3 separate regions of the Homo sapiens genome follow, and regions 1 and 3 are each linked to region 2. A link is a contact called in ENCODE Hi-C or POLR2A ChIA-PET data. All regions are on one chromosome and are shown on one strand. The core of a region is the stretch at or near the end of the contact, and the rest is flanking DNA. Distances in the headings are between cores, read along the strand shown.

Region 1 (2,900 bases), core at 49-2,548, 1.1 Mb before region 2:
TAGAGAAACCCTGTCTCTACTAAAATTACAAAAAATTAGCCGGGCGTGATGGCGCATGCATGTAATCCCAGCTACTCGGGAGGCTGAGGCAGGAGAATCGCTTGAACCTGGGAGTCGGAGGTTGCAGTGAGCTGAGATCGCGCCATTGCACTCCAACCCGGGCAATAAGAGCGAAACTCCGTTTCCAAAACAAAAAAAAAATTTCTAAGCCTTCCTCAACTGTCCCTAGTTAGCCTATAATCAGCACATTTTTCAGCACACAAGGGTTAAGCGACTTGTTGAACTAGCTAATAAATCAGTCTACTACTCCAAAACGCATCTGTAGAACCTAACATAGTGCCTGGAAAATAGTTGGCGTTTAACAAACAACTGCCAGAATAAATTTTTTAAAAAATACACATTTAACACTCTTTAAAAACATAAAAGGTACCAGCCTGGGCAACATGGCGAAACCCCGTCTCTACTAAAAGTACAAAAACTTAGCCGGGTGTGGTGGCGCGCACCTGTGGTCCCAGCTACTCTGGAGCCCGGGAGGTCCAGGCTGCAGTGAGCTGAGATTGCGCCACTGCACTCCAGCCTGGGCGACGGCACTGAGACCCTGTCTCAAAAACAAAAAACATAAACATTTTGGGCAGGGTGCGGTGGCTCACGCCTGTAATCCCAGCATTTTGGGAAGCCGAGGCGGGCGGATCACCTGAGGTCAGGAGTTCGAGACCAACCTGGCCAACATGGTGAAACCCCATCTCTACTAAAAATACAAAAAAAAAAAAAAAAAAAAAATAGCCGCGCGTGGTGGTGGGCGCCTGTCATCCCAGCTACCCAGGAGGCGGAAGTTGCAGTGAGCCAAGATCGCGCCACTGCACTCCAGCCGGACGACAGAGCGAGACTCCGTCTCAAAAAAAATAAAAATAAAAATAAAAATAAACATTTTGGCATTGAAAACATACACGCAAGAGTGAATTTAACATCTGTTTAAAAGTCTCTCACAATCCCAGGAAGGCGACTACTTCCGCTTCTACTTTCAGCAGCGTTTCAGCCCCGCTATAGCGGCGCGGCTTCACAAAACACCTGCGATCGTAGAAGGTTTCGCCCCACCTTCTGCATACGCAGCTTGAGGCGCCCGCTTTCCGTCGCTCCGGCCCGCCTCGCCGCAAGGCTTTCTGGGAGCCGTAGTCCCCACGTCTGGCCTCTCCGGCGCCAGCGGCAGCGCGCGCCCACCCGCGGAACTACAGAGCGTGGCGCACAGCGCGCGAGGCTCCTCCGCCTCGCCTTCCCTCCCCGCCCGCGCGCCCGCCCCAGTTATCATGGCGGCTCCCTTGGTCCTGGTGCTGGTGGTGGCTGTGACAGTGCGGGCGGCCTTGTTCCGCTCCAGTCTGGCCGAGTTCATTTCCGAGCGGGTGGAGGTGGTGTCCCCACTGAGCTCTTGGAAGAGAGGTGAGGCCACTGGCTCGAGCAGACTGTCAGGCCCCACCTGCCCTCCCGCGGCCTCTGTGAATGGGAGGCGGGGGCAGTGACCGCCAGCGCGCGGTTCCTAGAGAACTAACTGACTGTCTCGTGGGGTTCTTGGAGAGGGCGGGGCCTGAGGGCGGGGCTGGTGAGGGGAGGGGGCGTGGGGACCGGGGCGTGGGGACAGTGTCGTGAGGTTTGGGCCCTGGGGGCCGGACCACCTAGTGGTGGGGATCTGAGGGGGCGTGTCCCATTCAGTGTCCTGAGCCGAGGAGTGTGGTCTGTGGGAAGGGTTGGAATAAGAGGAGGAGGTGCTTGTGGAGCGCGGCTTGCAGAGGAGTTTGGGATTTGGGGCGGGATCGCCAGGGGTGCTCCCTGGGATAAAAGGTTATGTGTGAGGGGGTCCGGGATGAGGGGACCAATTTTGCTTAAGCGAGGAGAGTGTGCGTGTGCTTTAGACGTCTCTTCTCAGTCTGGGACTTGCAGGGCAATTTTTGTTACTGTTCCTTACTAAGTTCTTCACCGAACATTGTTTTATACTAACGCCTACAGCGAGAAAGCGAAGTTGGCCTGAAGTAGCTGCACAGGCTAGTGAGGGAGACAAATCGTTATAATAATTCATGAAAAGTATACTTTATGTGTCCACCCAGTTCCTTCCTTAGTATTCTGACCCTGAATAAACTATCCCCTACCTTTCCAGTTTTCCAGAATGTGGGATTTGAGCTGACTCTTGAAGGATGTAGGGTTTTGAAAGGGAGATTAGAGAAAAGGAGAGTTCCAGGTAGCAGAAAGTAAATAGGATGAAGAAACGTTCAAGGATGTGAAATGTCCAAAGCAGGGGAGTAATGGGGTGGAAGCTAGGTTTAGGCCAGAGTTTGATGATTAAAAAAAAACAAACAACTTTTTTTTTTTTTTTTTTACTGAAGTACAGTATACATACAATGCATATTAAGTAAGTGTAGAGTTCAATGAATTTTTAAAAACTGTATTCACTCATGTAGCCAGCACCTAGTTCAAGAAACAGTATCAGCACCCCAGAAGTCCCCTTTGTGTCCTTTAAATGCTAAAGTTTTTTTGTTTTTGTTTTTGTTTTTTGTTTAGAGACAGGGTCTTTCTATGTTGCCCAGGCTGGTCTGGAACTCCTGGACTCAAGCAGTCTCACTTGGCCTCCCAAAGTGCTGGGATTTCAGGCGTGAGCCATGGCACCTGGCCAAGGCTAACGTTTTGATGTTATCCCATAGAATGTTGGTATGGGGAACGGCATAATGAATGGGTGTTTTATGAATAGAGTTAAGGTTTCTAAAAATGGTAACATATACCTTTTCTCATTTAGTCCTCACATTTATTTCTATGTGATAGATGGTGTTATTTTCCCCCTTTTACAGATGAGGGAACTGAAATTTAGAGAAGTTAATTTGCCCAGGTTTCCTAGTTGGGGAATGGTAATAAAGATA
Region 2 (2,701 bases), core at 178-2,677:
GAAAAACAGGACAACTTCATCATCTCTAAATATACCCAACAAATTACTTATTAATCACAAAGAGGATAGTAATTTTTGCAGTGGAGTAACCTGGCAGACATGACCTTAATACAATGATTAACCAATCACTAATATTGAGACACACTGATTATGTGCCTCCTTAAATGAGGCATTAAGGAGAATACATCCCTTCTATAGTATTCCAGCCTGAAATTCGTAACATTAATGTAATCATAAGGTAACGGCAACGAAACCCAAACTAAGTACAGAACAACTGGTCTGTATTCAAAATTGGAATGGTCAAGAAAAGAAAAGTACCAGGAGGGGAGAAGAGGAGGCAGGCAGGCTGAAGAACTGTTTTAGAATAAGAAAAATTAAAGAGCCGCAGTGGCTCACATTTGTAATCCCAAAACTTTGGGAGGCCAAGGAAGGTGGCTTACTTAAGGTAAGGAGTTCGAGACCAGCCGGAGCAACGTAGTGAGACTCCATCTCTACAAAAAGTAAAAAAAATTAGCCAGGCATAATGGCATGTGCCTATATTCCCAAGTATTCAGGAGGCTGAGGTTGGGGGATTGCCTGAGTCCAGGAGGTCAAGGCTGCAGTGAGCCATTATTGCACCACTGCACCCTAGCCTGGGCACCAGAATGAGACCCTGTCTCTAAGAAAGAAGAAAAAAGGAAAGAGGAAAGGGGAAAGGCAAGGAAGAAAGAGACATGCCAGTTAAATTCAGTGTGTGATGACAGACTGAATTGGATTGAGGTATAAGAGCTATAAAAGACATTATTGAAATAATTTATAAAACCTGAATATAGTCTGTGAATCAGGTTAATAGTATGGTATCATTATTACATTTTCTGATTTTGATAATTGTACTGTGGTTATGTGTGGTTATGTAAGAAAATGCCTTTGATTTCAGGAAATATGCATTTAAGTATTTAGGGATAAAAGGGCATATTTCCACTTTCAGAGTGGTTCAGGAAAAAAACTGTACCTCCAAAATACACACAATGATAAAGCAATTGGAGTAAAATGTAAACAACTTATAGAAAGTTGCAAGAACTCCTAAGTATTTTACTGTATCAAAAACAAAACAAAACAAAAAACAGAAAACAAGTCCCATCCATGACAAAAAAGTGTGAAGACACTCTTGTGGGTATTAAGTGAACATGTGTGTCAGTCCATGATCTAATGATCCCATTCATGACGGTCTCTTCTTTGGTTTCTTACTCTGATGATGACAACTACATGCCATTTTAATGTTTTTTTTTTTTTAAATTGGGCAGCCATTAGGCTGAGACAGCTGGCTCCAGTGCCTAGTAAGCAAACTGAAGCCCAATGTAAACATAAAATGAAACTTAAGCTTAACCAATCAAAAACAAACCTCTAACTAGGGACTTTCCACTGGATCATATCCAAATAAGGCAAGTGCCTAGCTACAGCCAATCAAGTAATTCCTTTACTTTGCTACAGCGTTCAGCCTATAAAAGCCTGCTTCTAAAGCAGAGCTCTCTGAACTTCTTCCAGTTTTGAATGCTGCCTGAATCCTTTAATGCTCACCTAAATTCTGCTAAATGTCTGTCTAAAGTTTTTATTTAAACAATTCTGAACATTTTTAAGTTGTTATTTTTTCTTATGTAATATTCATTTTAATACCTATAATGGGTACTCTGACATTCAATCTAAATTAATAGAAAACAGAAAAATAATTCTACAAATACACTTGAGATGCAGACATCTGAGTTTGATTTATCAGATCAAATCTCTCATCTAGCACATAAAAATGATTCTAGACTTTCAAACAACGTTAAAAAAGAAAAACAGCCAGGCGCAGTGGCTCACACCTGTAACCCCAGCAATTTGGGAGGCTGAGATCACTCCACTGCACTCCAACCTGGACAACAAAAGCGAAACTCCATCTCAAAAAAAAAAAAAAAAAAAAAAAGAAAAGAAAAAGGAAAAGGAAAGAAAAGAAAAGAAAAGAAAAAAGAAAAATAGGCCGGGCGCAGTGGCTCACCCCTGTAACCCCAGCAATTTAGGAGGCTGAGGTGGGCAGATCACTTGAGGTCAGGAGTTCGAGAACAGCCTGGTCAACATGGTGAAACCCCGTCTCTACTAAAAATACAAAACCTAGCTGGGCCAGGTGGCACAAGCCTGTAATCCCACTCAGGAGACTGAGGCAGGAGAATCACTTGAACCCAGGAGGCGAAGGCTGCAGTGAGCTGAGATCATGCCTCTGCACTCCAGCTTGGGTGACAGAGCAACACTGTCTGAAAAAAAAAAAAAAAAAGAAAAAAGTAAGAAAAATAAACACTGGTGCTTATAGTGAATTTGCTTTTCATTGTAATAACTCCTTACTTGCACAGAAGTTCTGCAAACAGCAACCTGGAATGTTTCTTCATCTGTCACTTAAGAACAAAATAATATTATATGGTATTTCAAGCATCAGGTTGCAAAAATAGTCTTTTTTGAAAATGAAACGCATTGTAAAATTTCAATCTACATTTTAATCTATCCCAAAACCAAACCAATCTTTTTATTTTAACATCAATATCAAGAATCATGTTTTACTTAAATACAAATGTAAAGTTAACAAAAGCATATGCCTACTAGTAAACTGGAGAAACTAAAAATATATAATTAATATATTTAAGATTGTATTTTACATTACTTTAAGATCAGACTTTTTAAAAATCACCTCTTT
Region 3 (2,750 bases), core at 1-2,500, 1.7 Mb before region 2:
GATGCCCTAAAGAGGACTGAGTGGGTCTGAGGTGAATGAGTGAGGAAGAGCAGAGTATGTGGATACCCGGAAACACACACACACACACATCATCATTATCATCATCATCATTGTCGTCGTCATCATCTTGCTGAGTCATCATCATCATCATCATCATTGTCGTCGTCATCATCTTGCTGAGTGTCTCTTGAAGTACAGGCTGTGACAGGTTGTGGGCCATTTTCCTGAACTCACCACTTACCCGGGATAGTAAACATGATACACATCAATAAAGGCAGACTTTATTGTGAATCACAGCGCCTGGTGTATCCTGAACTTTGAGGAGTTATGGGAGGGACACGTTGGGGGAATGGGAAGGGCACCATTCAGGCCAATTATGGGGAAACCCCTGGAGGAGGGTGAATGCCGAAGGAGGAATTGGGGGAGTCCAGGGGCTCCAAGTTACCACTGTGACATTTTGAGAGAACCCGGGGCTTTTGCAGATTCTACAAAATGTGGGCCAAGTTCATCCTGTCCAAGTGTGCAGCAGGGCCCTTGGCCCCCATCACTATCCTGGGGACAGAAGTTGGCTGCTGAGTGAGTGATAGAGGCCGTGCGAGAGGCACATCGTGGAAGCCAACCAGCACCCACATCCTTGCCCACCCTGGACCCCTTTCCAGCCTTTTCCTGAGCCCCTGCTTCCTCAGTCCTCCCCTCTCTCCAGCACCTGCAGCCTGGCTGCCTTTCCGTCTCTGGCTGCGCTCTTTCTCCAGCCTCGGTCTGGCCGCACTTCTGCCTCCTGGAACTCTCTCCATGGGTAGCCTCTTCTAGTCCACCCGTCTTCAGCCCCTCATCTCATTCGTCAGCACTCCACTCCCCTGCTGGGCTCCAGACATGGACTTCTGTCCCTCAAGGCACAGCTGGACTCATCCCTTTCCCCAAACCTGCCCTTCCTCCGGCTTCATTTCCATCAATACCTCCATCATCAACCCTTCCGCGAGACACTCCTGGCCCCTCCTCTCCCTCATGCCTCACAACCGACCAGCCGGAGGTCTAGGTCGATGACAGCTCCTAAAAAGCTCCTGAATGAATAATGAATGAATGAACGCGAGCAGGCTAGGCGTGGGGCCAGGCGGGGTCGCGCCCAGACCGCTCGCGACCATAGAGTCCGCCGGAGGCCGGAGGTAGAGGGGCTGGATGCGTGGCGGGGAGCGCCGGGCTCTCCCGGAAGTCTCCCTGGACGGAAGTGGAAACGGAAACCTTTTTAGGGAGTCCAAGGTACAGTCGCCGCGTGCGGAGCTTGTTACTGGTTACTTGGTAAGCTGGTGTGAGGGGAACCTGGGAGGGTCAGCTCCGGTCCTGGGTCGGGAGGGGTGGGGGCCAGAGGATTCAGGGCCGGAGGTTCTGGTGGGGGCCCAGTGGGCGGGACCCGAGGACGGAGGGGCCGGGAGGCCGAGAGGGGCGGGGTCGCGGCGGGGCCTGAGGGACGGAGGCCGGGATACTTGGGAAAGGATCCGCCGGCCTTGAACTCCCGCCTCCGCCGCCCCTAGGCCTCATGGCGGTCCGAGCTTCGTTCGAGAACAACTGTGAGATCGGCTGCTTTGCCAAGCTCACCAACACCTACTGTCTGGTAGCGATCGGAGGCTCAGAGAACTTCTACAGGTGCGGCGGGAGCCCCGGGGCTTACGGTGGCGGGGAGGCGTGCGCAGGAGTCAAGAGCTCCGGCAGTGGGAGGGTGCCGGCCCCTCTGCCCCGCCACCACCGAGTCCATGTCCCTACAGTGTGTTCGAGGGCGAGCTCTCCGATACCATCCCCGTGGTGCACGCGTCTATCGCCGGCTGCCGCATCATCGGGCGCATGTGTGTGGGTAAGGCAGGTGGAGGACGCCGAGGGAGGGAGTGGTCTCCAAGCACCATTAATTACACCCCCGGAGGGAACCCGGAGTGACCTAGGGATTCCCAGGGTATCATCTGTTATCTCTGGGCACTATAGAATCTCTCAGGCCAAGCGTCAGGAGATCGGGGCAACCCTCTAGCAAAGGCTGCTGGATAATAGTAATAACAAATAATGTAAAGTGCTTTCACTCCTGTTCTCATTCCTTCGTCACAAAGACACTAGAAGGTAGGAGTTACTGGCCTAACTTGACTGATGAGGAAGTTGAGACTTGACCTAAGTGACTCAGTAAGTTCCACACCTAGTTCCTAGTGTTGGAGAAGGATTTTTCTCTTTTTTTTTTTTTTTTGAGGCCAGATTTTTGCTCTTTCGCCCAGGCTGGAGTGCAGTGGCAAGATCACAGCTGTCTGCATCCTCAACTTCTTAGGCTCAAGTGATCCTCCCACCTCAGCCTACCAGGTAGCTAGGGCCACAGGCACGTGCCACCACACCTGGCTAATTTTTACATTTTTGGTAGAGACGCGGCCTCCCTGTGTTGCCCAGCCTGGCCTTGATCTCCTGGGCTCAAGTGATCTTCTTACCTTGGTCTCTTAAAGTGTTGGGATTATAGGCGAGAGCCACTATACCCAGCCGAGGATTTGTATCTCATCTCTCCCTGCCACTGACTGGGCAAGGTGCTTTCTCTTTCTAAGCATCCATTTCTGTCTCTGTAAAGATTAGCTAAGATATGCGGTCTTCCTGCTCAGTTACGTTGGAATCTTAAATTCCCTTTACCACATCTCTACCCTACCTTCCTACCTGTCAGCACTGTTAATTCTGGTCGTTGGTCCTTTCCTTTTTATTATTATTATTATTTTTTTTTGAGATGGAGTTTTCGC

Evidence for each region. Hi-C counts contacts between places; a loop is a spot of excess contacts on that map. ChIA-PET counts read pairs that join two places held with the same protein, here RNA polymerase II (POLR2A). Pooled maps may share reads with other maps.
Region 1: a pooled map shows a loop between it and region 2 (11-fold over the local background). The contact joins the promoter of PIGU here to the enhancer-like site in region 2. A Hi-C loop is called at or near these places in 2 of 50 pooled maps. POLR2A ChIA-PET finds 5 or more read pairs at or near these places in 2 of 52 experiments (activated CD4-positive, alpha-beta T cell and endothelial cell of umbilical vein).
Region 3: POLR2A ChIA-PET joins it to region 2 with 10 read pairs in T-cell. The contact joins the promoter of EIF6 here to the enhancer-like site in region 2. POLR2A ChIA-PET finds 5 or more read pairs at or near these places in 2 of 52 experiments (Panc1 and T-cell).

The regions. Positions count from the first base shown.
Region 1 is chr20:34,675,490-34,678,389 of GRCh38, reverse strand. It overlaps PIGU (phosphatidylinositol glycan anchor biosynthesis class U), which reads left to right and starts at 1,298. Exons shown (of 12, transcript NM_080476.5): 1 at 1,298-1,434. The coding sequence starts at 1,305. RefSeq lists enhancers at 58-943, 944-1,830 and silencers at 1,229-1,338, 1,579-1,678.
Region 2 is chr20:33,553,842-33,556,542 of GRCh38, reverse strand. All of the region lies in intron 1 of CBFA2T2 (CBFA2/RUNX1 partner transcriptional co-repressor 2), which reads right to left. Among named protein-coding and RNA genes, the nearest start is that of CBFA2T2, 65 kb to the right of the region's middle. RefSeq lists an enhancer at 1,204-1,363. Within about 2 kb of position 1,427, at least 13 of the 41 ENCODE cell types and tissues checked have a DNase peak (open chromatin) inside an H3K27ac peak, as active enhancers do; they include Panc1, where a contact is called at or near this core.
Region 3 is chr20:35,283,272-35,286,021 of GRCh38, reverse strand. It overlaps EIF6 (eukaryotic translation initiation factor 6), which reads left to right and starts at 1,250. Exons shown (of 7, transcript NM_002212.4): 1 at 1,250-1,296; 2 at 1,530-1,641; 3 at 1,761-1,846. The coding sequence starts at 1,535. It overlaps FAM83C (family with sequence similarity 83 member C), which reads left to right. Exons shown (of 4, transcript NM_178468.6): 4 at 1-291. FAM83C-AS1 (FAM83C antisense RNA 1) reads right to left here and starts at 771. Exons shown (of 2, transcript NR_109815.1): 1 at 707-771; 2 at 250-552. RefSeq lists an enhancer at 688-1,238 and a silencer at 1,331-1,520.